Linked DNA regions of Mus musculus: region 2 is linked to region 1. A link is a loop called in an ENCODE intact Hi-C map of the cell type or tissue named here. Cell type or tissue: left cerebral cortex. All regions are shown on one strand. Each heading gives the region's core, and the rest is flanking DNA. Links, peaks and the distances in the headings are about the cores only. Region 1 overlaps Dlgap1 (DLG associated protein 1). Region 2 overlaps Dlgap1 (DLG associated protein 1).

Region 1 (5,384 bases), core at 238-5,237:
AAAGCCTTCTAAAGAGAGAGGGTCCCAGTCACACAAGTGCAGATGTCCAGGGCTCTCTTAGAATGACGGTTTTTGTTATAGCTTACATAAGGGGGGACAGATAGCTGATGAGGGGAGCAGGGTTAGACAAACAGAGAGGTCTACATGTAGAAAATCTGGAAAACAAAGCAAACAAAGGACCACAACATCGTCTCCTGTTACTATGGTGAAAAAGGAGTTTATTTTCCTTCCAATTTCCAGTTACTGATCACTTACTCAGGTCTAAGACTTATTATCTGATAATCAGACCACATTCACCATATCTTGTGACTACTAATACTAAAACATGCAAGTGAAATTTTTTTCCTTCAATTTTGAACTGAAACTCAAGACCTCATCTTTTCTAAAGAGAGAATCTCACTCTGTGTGTAGCCCAGCCTGACCTCATAGAAATTCCACCTTAGTCTCCCAAGAAATGCTTTGCATTAAATTACCACATAACAGGTCTTTTGAACTCCTCCTGACAGTAAGCAATACGTCACATCCCACCTACTGGAAAATGAACATTATATAAATATATGAATTTAATATTTTGCTTATTGACTTCTTTTCTTTCCTCTGAATGGTTTTTATAGCAGTTGCTATCTGATCCGCCGTAAGTACGTACAGATTGCATTTTGAGAAGGTTCTCACAAGCTTGTCTTTAAGCCCCAGTCTTCAGCACAGCGAGTCCCATTGAGGATGAGGTAAGGTGTTATTGGAACACTCACAGAAAATCCCTGGCTGATTGTTTGGAAGCACCTCGGGGTTGCAAGTTTAAGAAACCTTTCTCTTTGAAAGAGCAATAAAAATTGAATCTGGCAAATCCTTATGGGAGGTTTTCATCATTAATTGGTCTGTGAAATTCTCTATCAACAGACATCATAAAAATCCAGAGTCTCTGAGATTGGAAGTCATGGGTTTTGAGGGGCTGCAAAAATAAAATTAGACCTAGGCTTTTAAAGAGTCACAGAGTTCTACATGATTGACCTCTGTGAGGTGACTAGGCAAAGCTCCTTCCCCCAGCTTCTCAGAAGACCACAAACTCAGACTGGGCAGGACAGTGCAGAGGCTCCTCTATCTTGTGTTCTTGCTGGGGCCATTTCAGGTTTAACTAGAATTTGCCCTTGATGGAGACTCCCATGGAAAACTACCCTGCTCTATTCTAGGACCTGAGGCCACGGTGCTCTGGCTAACTTCTCCTTGATTCTGTTCTACTGCTTGCTTGTGCAGACCTCACCCTCAACTGCCCAGGAGATACCAGCCTGAAGTTTTACCTTTAAAATGTCACTGGTCTTAATGCATGGCACTACACACTTACATCTCAATTCCTGAATATAATCCCAGCCAGTGGAATAAAGATTTTCAATTTGGTATAAACTGAGCCTGAGTGGTTATCTCTGATGGGCTTCCTGTAACAAAACAGCTTGGATCATTTTACAATGTCCAACTAATAAGAAAGTCCTGCAATGTACAGGTTTTCTGCTTCCAGGGATATATATTTGTATTTATAAAGGTCTCTTTAAAAACACTATACCCCACCTTGTTAATTTTTGTGTGAGCGCACACATGCTATGACATATTTGGCATGCTGTGTATGCGACACCTCCATGTGCATAGTAAAAATAGATCAGTGACCAGTTTGCAAATAAGCTGGTATATAGCTGTACTGTATGCATCAGTTTATATATATGCCTTCTTTCTCTCTAGTTCTCTTGTTGACTTATTCTGTATTCTGTCTCCTTAGTTATTTGGCAATTAAATGAAACCATACTGACTTTGGCTCTGGCGCACACCACACTTACAACAGTGCTTGGGATGTATGCTACAATGTAAAGACCTGTCAGAGAAGCTGCTTAGTAAGTGTCTATATGCACAGCCTCTACTAGAGAGTTCTAATTTGTTTTTAAGGAACAAGTCTCCAGTGCCACTATACGGCAAAGCGCTTAGCTGTGACAAGGACTTAGCTTTCCTGAGGGGCTGGTGAGTACCTTCAGAGCATGTAACAGTTTAATAATGTTTTACACTGGTTAGTACTTGGTCCCCAGTAGGTGATGCTATTTGGAGAAGGTGTAGAGGCTGTAGTCTCTGGGAGGTGGAGCTTTACCGGTGGAAGTATGTCTCTGAGCCTGGGCTTTGGGTGTGCACAGTCTTCTTACACTTCCTGTTCACACTCCCTGTTTCACTTATACACTTGAGAGTGACTTCTCAGCTGCAGGCTCCCACCACCAACCCCGTGGCTTGTTGCCATGCCTCCCCGCCATGATGACTTCTTCTCCCTCTGGACCTAAGTCAGAATGAACTCTTGCTTCCACCAGTTGCCTTTGGTCATGGTGTTTTATGACAGCAACAGTAAAGAAGCTACTACTGGTCAGGATAAGGTTTGAGGGAAGGCCTCCCTGACCTTCATACCACACAAGGTGGTGCTTTCTCCATAACTCAAGCTGCAGAAGGCATTCTCTTGATGTCTCTCTTAGTTAGCTCTTATGCTGTGACAGAGAACCTGACAGGACACCTTCAAAAGAAGAAAAAGGGTTGTTATGGCTCATGGTTTCAGAAAGCCCAGTCAATGGTTGCTAAGAACTATGTCCTTGGGCAAAGCACATCACATTGGCAGGAACATATGGTAGAGGCTTTTTACCATGTGGTGGACAAGAAACAGGGGGAAGCAAATATAGAAAAAGGCCAGGGCAAGATACAGATATAACATCCAAGAAAATTCCCCCCCAGGCTTTAAAGTTCCAAAATGGGGGGCAGGGGTTGGTGAGATAGCTCAGCGGTTAAGTACACTGGCTGCTCTTCCATAAGTCTTGAGTTTAATTCCCAGCCACCATATGGTGGCTCACAACCATCTGTAATGGAATCCGATGCCCTCTTCTGGTGTGTATGAAGAGAGCTACAATATACTCACATAAATAAAATAATAAAAAAATCTTAAAAAATAATTCCAACACAAGATGAATTTTGTCATCACTCACTTTGTGTCCTTTGGTAGCTCTACTTTTTTGCTTTCAAAAAATTTTAAAACTGAACACGGTCTTTGAGTATGTTGATAACTTTCTGCTAACACTGTATGTACTTTAAGCTACATTAAAGTAGTACCTCTGTTTCACAATTGACATGGTGATTGCTTTGTGGTTTCTTCTTCTAAAACTTGTTTTTGTACTGAAATGCGTGAAGCTGTCACTCTCCTGGCTCCCTTATGGCGTCATGCTGCAAATACAGTTTGTCTCCTGCTTGTTCACTGAAGTACATGGCACAGAGCGTAAGGGACAAGGAAGTAGAGAGAAGGCTAGACTCTGGAGAAGCCGCATCAGTGAACGTTTAGAAGGAGGCTTGTCTGGAAAGTATGCAAACATGTGAGAATGGCATGGCTGCTGGCATGGCACGGCTGCACCGAGTCAGAGTGTGGAGCAGGGAGAGAGGGAGCTGGGTACAGAGGACACCGGCTATCGAGAGGTGACATGCACAGACTCAGACAAGTTCAGGTTGCTGGAGGTGTCAGGACCTGAGGTCAACAGCCTACCTGTGAAAGGGGAAACCAGGCAGTGGGGAAGGGCTCTGACAAATGTACAATAGCAGGTTGGGAGCTAGCCCAGGGAACAAGGTGTGGGAGTGCTTATGGGCATCACAGTGCTCTCTGTGGATGCTTATGTGCAGTGTGGGGTCTCCTGTGTGCAGGCGAAGGGTCCCCCTTTCACTTCTGGAAGAACCATGTGCTTTGAATGGCATGTGTGTGCTGCCAAGTGTACCTTTCTTACTCTTCTCTGAGAAACACAAGTGCAGCAAGTTTTCCCTCTTAGTGCTTGCTCTTGGTCCAGATTATATGTCAAGTGCTTAATTTTATCTACTTTCTCACTTCTTTAAAAATTGCTTATTTTTAATTGGCAAGCAAAAAGTGCACATATTTATGGCGTATTCTCTATTTTGGAATATGTTAGGTATTATGGGTTGGCTAAATGAAGCTAGCTAGTGTAGGCGCATCTCACATTTAACACCTATTTTCTTCCCAGATTTCGAGCGCACAGTATGTTGTCATTAATTGTGATCTTCATATATGAATAAGAAATCTCTTGGATTTACTTTTGTGTGGTCATTATATTGTTATTTTCATTTCAATTTTTTTTGTTTCCTTTGAAACAGAGCCTTTCTTTGCAGCCCCAACCTTCCAGTCCTCTAGTGTCAGCCTCTTTAATGTGTCACAGACTCAGCTTTTGATATTAGTCTTCAAGACAAGACCATGGCTCTTTTGAATACAGACTTTTCCTTTCAAATGATGTTCAATTAGATACATTAATACAGTACACTTTAATATCATGTTTAGTAACCAGAAGAGAACATGAGTATTCTCTACTACCAGATCTCACACAAAACTTATTTACATAACAGGGGACCAAGGGCTTAGGTTTGCTAGTGAAGACAAATACTTGACTAAATCTATAAAATAACATAAACTGGTCAAAGATCAACCAAGACCATAATTCATATCAATATCATGGACTTCCTCACAACCCACTATCCTGTCAAGAACAAAGCAGCCAAGGACCTTTCCCCAAAGATTCCTCTATTTCGAGAGAGGAATTTTCAGGACTTTGATGAACAAGAAAAAACGCACTAGCTCACTCTGAAATCTTTATTTACTTATTTCTTTTTTGAAGGCAGAGCCAGCAGAAGCCACAGAAAGGTTAGTGCGGGAGGTCTGCAGGCCAGTGCTACATATCCATAAGATTGTACCTTGTTGAATTCATCGCCTGTTAGGACAAGGTTCGTTCCCAATGGCGTTTACCTACTGTTCTAACCATTGTGCTCCCAGCTCCCTCACCACAGGACCCAGTTCCCATCAACAGACACTGTGAATTAACACTTAGACGATTCCCTCCAGACCCAGGATGGCTCACCTGGGCCAGGCCGGCCTCGTTTGTGCTCTCATACTGACTAGTTATTGGCTACTGTGTTGTTGTTGTTACAATAACTGTATCAGTTATCTCACAGCTGTCTGAGAGTGTTAGCTCTGACAACAAGAGCACCTAGGACGTTACTGTTCCTTGTCTGTGAAAAACAACAGCTTGGCTTCCAGTCTGGCTGCCAGAGTGTTCTCTACAGAAGATTGCTGTTAAGTAGAAACCCGGACCCCTACCAGCCGAGCTTTAGCTTAGCATCTGCCTACTCCTTCAAGCCCACACTGTGTTTTTATAGGAACAGTTTTGGAAATAGGTTTCTCTGCTGAAAAAAAAACAACAACAACAAAAAAAATTGGAAAAATACAGACTTAAATGAGTGCTAATCTTTCACTTTATTCTAAAAGCATAAAGCCCAATTATAACCATAATCATAAAAAAAGGAATGTATAGGACAATATCAAATAC
Region 2 (5,384 bases), core at 295-5,294, 51 kb before region 1:
TATGGACATTTGGTTCATACTGGCAGAGTGTTCAGCTCATCAGCAGCACTCAATAAATATTGGTTGAATGAGTTGGTTCTGCATACATTATACAAAATAACCCCCCTTTCTCAGAGGGGTTGGTGAAAGAGATGAGGTTTAGCAGGCACATAAAGAAGCAGAAGAAGGATCCTTACTAACAGCAGGCTACCTCTCTACAGAGATGCATATTCCACAACACATGCCAGCAGATGGGCAGACTATTCAGAACTTCGAAGCGGCATTAGCTCATTTTTTCCCCCTAACCTTCCAGGTAGTGCCAGGTGTGGGCTCCCTGTCATGGCATGGGCCTCAAGTTGGACCAGTCATCATTTGGCCAGTCCCACAAGTTCTGCACCACCTTTCCCCCAGCTTGGTAGGTAGACTGGCTCACTGTGAGGCAACACATGGTATGCTTGTTTATCTGAGTAACCCAGAAAGCAAATGCCATACATTTCCAATTTCATAGAAACGGAGTCCAAGTTTATCTCTTAATGAGTCGTTTGATAGCTCTTCTGTGAACCACTTCGTAGGAACTAAAATAAATGAGGCCCTGTTCTTTTTACCGAACCACTGAACTTCCCTCTCTTCAACTGCAGTCTGCTTGCCAAAGAGGTGAACTGATGATGCCAGCAGGTTCAGCATGAGCTGGGGGTGAAAGTTCACTTAACATCTACTACGTCTTCACAAGCCCACACTATCATCATCACTCAGGACGCTGTTTGAATGTGCGTTTTCCGACCCAGACCTACTGAACTGGACACCATTAGGTCTTTCAGGATGACATGCTAGTTTTAAGACCATGGATATATGATGTTTTATTTTTCTTATTTTATTTATATGAGTACACTGTAGCTGTCTTCAGACACACCAGAAGAGGGCATCAGATCTCATTACAGATGGTTGTGAGCCACCATGTGGTTGTTGGGAATTGAACTCAGGACCTCTGGAAGAGCAGCCAGTGCTCTTAACCACTGAGCCACCTCTCCAGCCTGGTTATATGAGTTTTAAATGTACAATTAACCGTTGGACATTTATTCTTCTTAGGCCTGTTTATACTTTGAAAGGATTGTTATGTAGCTATCCAGTTTGCATGACTATCTGAGCTTTAATAAACCAAAATATACTTTCTTGTATTCCCAACAACTCTACCGCTGTTACCTAATATGTCTTATCATTTTAGGTGGGGCAACTTTAATTCACTCCAGATGCCTGTGAGCATCTCAGCTCATTGAGGTGTCAATTCCAAGGCTGGGCAGGTGAGCGTGGACAAGCTGAGTTTCTTTCCTGCTCCTTCCTGTGTGTTTATGGGCTTTTAAACTATACTGAGACAAGGCTAGACTTCAGGTTTGTAAAGACTCTTTGCTAAGTTCAAAGGGCTGGAGATGCCAAATGAGAGCTCTCTTAACACAGAACTTGCTTAATTATGCAAACAAGTTCTCCCTCCTCCTCTTCTTCTCTCTCACATATATGAATAATTTGCAATGCTAAGGATCCAACCCAAGGTCTTGTATATGCTGGACAAGTGCTCTATCACTGAAATATACCCTCACCCTTTAAGTGTTTTTGTTGTTGTTATTGTTGTGTTTTTTTTTAAGCTATGGTCTCTCTATATAGCCAGACTGCCCTTGAACTCACCCATCCTTCTGTTTCAACTTCCCTATTATTGGGATTACAGTCAGGCTTTGCCAAGCTCACATCCAAGTAACTTTTTGTTTGTAGAGAGGTTTCTGCAGATAAAAAGGGATCCACACCACAAAACTCAGCACCCTCAGGGTTTGCTGTAGCTATGGCTCCATAGTCTTCAGTGCCTTGTGGGGTTCTGGGAGGACTCATGAACAGGAAGCAGCCTGGAATTCTCGGCAGGAAGTTGTTATGGAGCTTGCAGGTAAGTGATTAATATTTCTATTAAATACGGCTTCTATTTAGGACTCAGAACGGTCTTTAAAAGTGTCTGGGTTTTCCTTAGGAGGCATAAATTTACCTTTTGTTCTCCCTATCCTGATTTAAAAATAGAGAAAACAATTGCTCTTTCTATGGCTGGAAAGGAAGAAATATACACACTTTTGGACTTAGACCAAAACTCTAAAATAGGTCAAACCTTAACTGAAAGAAGAAAAATATCTTATGGTTCAAACCCTCATTAGTGTTGCTCCTTAAACTAAATTTACCTCTCTAGTCAGCCTTCTATTTATGAACACACTGAGACCGAAACCACTTTCTCTCCATAATCCTCCACCAACCATATGGCTTGCTTGCCTAAAAGCGTTATAATAAGGATGAATTTTTTTTTCCTCTAAGAAGAAACCAAAGGCGTGGCACTCAAATAAATGGCAAGTGGGAAACTCGTAGCTGGTTTGAACCAGAAGTGATCACAGTTTACTCTTGTAATGGGATGATTTGTCTCAATTTCCAATTTGATTGGACTGAGAAGAGCCTGAAGATTGGTAAGGTACAGCTCTGGAAATATCTGCGCAAGGCTCCCAGAGATCGGACTAAAGGGAGGGGAAGACACTTGACTCTAGTGTAGTCATCTCATAGGCTAGGGCCCAATGGGTCTCAAAGAGAAGAGAAAGTGCTAGCATGATCCAGACACCCCCCCACCCCCGGCCTTGTCATGTCATGCGGCGAAACGCTCTACTCAACAACACCCTCCCCACCAGCATGGACTAGAACTAGAAGTATATACAAAACGAGCCTCCCTCCCTTAAGTTAACTCTGCCTTAGTTAAAAGCCCTTCCCAGTGGGTTTGGAGAGATGCCTCAATGGTTAAGAGCATTTGCTGCTCTTGTAGGGGACCTGGGTTCTGTTCCCAGCAACCACATGGTAGATCACAACTGTAGGTTATTGCAGGCCTAGAGGACATGACACCTCCTTCTGCCTCCCATGGTACTGCATACCTGGGGAGCACCTACATATATGTTGCCAAAACACTCAAAACATAGAATAAAAATAAGTTAATTTTTAGAAAAGCCCTTCCACTTGGTAACATGACTTTTCTCTATCCCTCATAGGCAATCGTATTTATTTATCATTTATTTTAGTAATAGTATGCGACATGTATGCGCTAAGTAATTTTCATGAATACATTGTTAACGGTTTTTATGCCATACGATGGCTTTCTATATTTATTCAATCTGCAGCAACACTCTCTCCTTCCACTAACTTCTTCCCATTCCTCCTTTCTTAGGCCCCGACAAACATTATTTATCTCAAGGTTCTCTGTGAGTGCAATGCTCTTATATACCACACGTTTCATGTAAGGTCTCTTTACACTTAGCATAGTGTCCAGTTTGATTCATGCAAATTCCATGATTTTCTTCTTTTAAAAGATTGAATGGCACCAGCATACATGTATGCTTGTGCATTCATGAATGCATATGTGCACATGGTGTATGTGTGGGTGGTATGTATTGCACGCCCCTGTGTGTGTGTGTGTATGCGTGTGTGTGCATTTGTGCATGTTTGCATGCATGTGTACACACGTGTGTGCATGCATGTGTGTTTCCACGTTTCCTTTCACATTCATCCATTGATCGACTATTGGTTTGATTCTCCATCTGCTCTGGTGTGCTGCAAAGGATTTGGCAATGTAGTCGGTCTTCAACACACTTGATTTCATTTGATTTGGGTATATATGCAGAAATGAGAGTAAATGGGTTCTATTGTTAGTTCTTTTGAGGAAACTTGATGATCCTTTCCCTGCAATGGGTACATTAATTTACATTCTTATCAATGAAGTACAAAGGTGCCCCTTTCTACACAACATCACATTTACCTTTTAATAAAAATAAAAACAATAGCCACTCTCACGGGTGTGACATGACCCCTCATTGTGGTTTTGGATTCTATTTCCATTATTTCCATGATTGTTAAGGATGTTGAAAGCAGTTTACCCCTATATAACCACTGGCCATTTGTATGCCCTCTTTGAAACACTCTGTTCAAGGATTTACTAATTTTCTCCTAGTTATGAGTTTTCTTGCTATCAAGAGTGTGGCTTTTTAAGAAAATGAATTGTAATAGTTTTCTTATAAGCTGAACGTTATAAGATCAGAAATGAAGACTATGTACAAGAAGACGTTTGAAACAAAACTCTCCAAATTGGATTTTACTGAGACTTAAAGTTGTGGGTGTCTTATAAAATGGGAGTTCCCACACTGGTGTTTAAGGGGTGTGTGGCTGAATTTCCATTTGCAATGTGATTGAGATCAGAAAAGAACAAGATTGGAACTCGCTGTAGGTGACACACACTGTGCTGTTGTTGATCTGTGCCGGAGCTCCTGGACACTGTGGCATTCTAAACGCAAATGTTTGCTTCTGGAAAACAAGGATTATAAAGAGGATTAACAGATAAGACCAGGGGAGCATCTTCCCCTGCTACATCAGAGTATGCTTCTAAAGTGTTCCATTTTGCCTGTTGTCCAAGACAGTGGGCAATTTTCCATTTTCATTGATTTTTGGTATCCTCTGAGGTAGGGTGAGCCTTCCTAGGTGTTCTTTGTTGGCAGCTCTCTGTTAACTACTTACTACCTTTAGAAAGAATACACACTAGGAAAATCTTAGACCTCAGAGGATACCAAAAGTCAATGAAAATGGAAAATTACCCACTTGCAAAATGGAACACTTTAGAAGCATACTCTATAGCTCATTGTGCTCTCCCTTGATCAGGTCAACAAATGAAAATCTCCAAAGACAACTATACATAGCCTTATCTTCCAACACCCAAGGACTTGATTTGCTCCCTAGGCTGGCCACCTCAGAATATGCTCGCTCAGTTACAACCCTGTCTGATTAGTGCCAACTAGCCCAAGGGCAGTGATGCTGGCTGCTTCAGAGACACCCACGGTCACAGCAGCACGTGCCAAATCAGCCTGCAAACCCATGCCTTCCCAGAGAACAGAGCAGCATATGGAGGGTTTGGGCTCCCCGCCATCTGTCAGAGTGGGCAGGACAGTGTGTGCAACCCCAATCTGTGCCAGTGTTCAGGAGATAATGTTTTCCACAGCAAAGGGTCTGCTGGCCTCAGATAAGGACAGCTTCCGCAGGGGAACGATAGAAAGCCACACAATACAGGAAGCCTGGCCTCAGTCTTCTTGGCTCTGCTCAAAGCTCTTGTGGTCGTTAGCCAAATGGCACCAAGGGGGAGGCACCCTTATGTTGCTGGTGTGTATGGAGCATGGCTATCCACTCCCAGGCTGTCCAACATGACCATTTGCCAAAGTGCTTCCTGGTAACCACTGTCTACCTCCCAAGAGCACTGTGATGAAATCTCCCTGTCCAGAGACCTGTCCCCCATTCCATGCTTTTTTTTTTTTTTAATCACTGCCCCATCCATTGCATTAAGAAAGTGGCTGTGAGTCTCA

What was found. Peaks named below come from ENCODE experiments on the same cell type or tissue, not always from the same donor. Only the 100,000 strongest peaks of a DNase experiment are listed, where the experiment ranks them.
Region 2: it touches region 1 in a loop (2.5-fold over the local background); 3 of 42 quality-filtered maps call a loop at or near these places.

The regions. Positions count from the first base shown.
Region 1 is chr17:70,437,169-70,442,552 of GRCm38, reverse strand. All of the region lies in intron 1 of Dlgap1 (DLG associated protein 1), which reads right to left. Among named protein-coding and RNA genes, the nearest start is that of Dlgap1, 15 kb to the right of the region's middle. In left cerebral cortex, for the core only: a CTCF peak has its summit at 2,921 (motif pointing left); DNase peaks (open chromatin) are centred at 3,904 and 5,061; H3K27ac peaks cover 830 bases.
Region 2 is chr17:70,488,651-70,494,034 of GRCm38, reverse strand. All of the region lies in intron 1 of Dlgap1 (DLG associated protein 1), which reads right to left. Among named protein-coding and RNA genes, the nearest start is that of Dlgap1, 67 kb to the right of the region's middle. In left cerebral cortex, for the core only: CTCF peaks have their summits at 865 (motif pointing right) and 3,132; DNase peaks (open chromatin) are centred at 1,850, 2,272, 4,285 and 4,924; H3K27ac peaks cover 2,863 bases.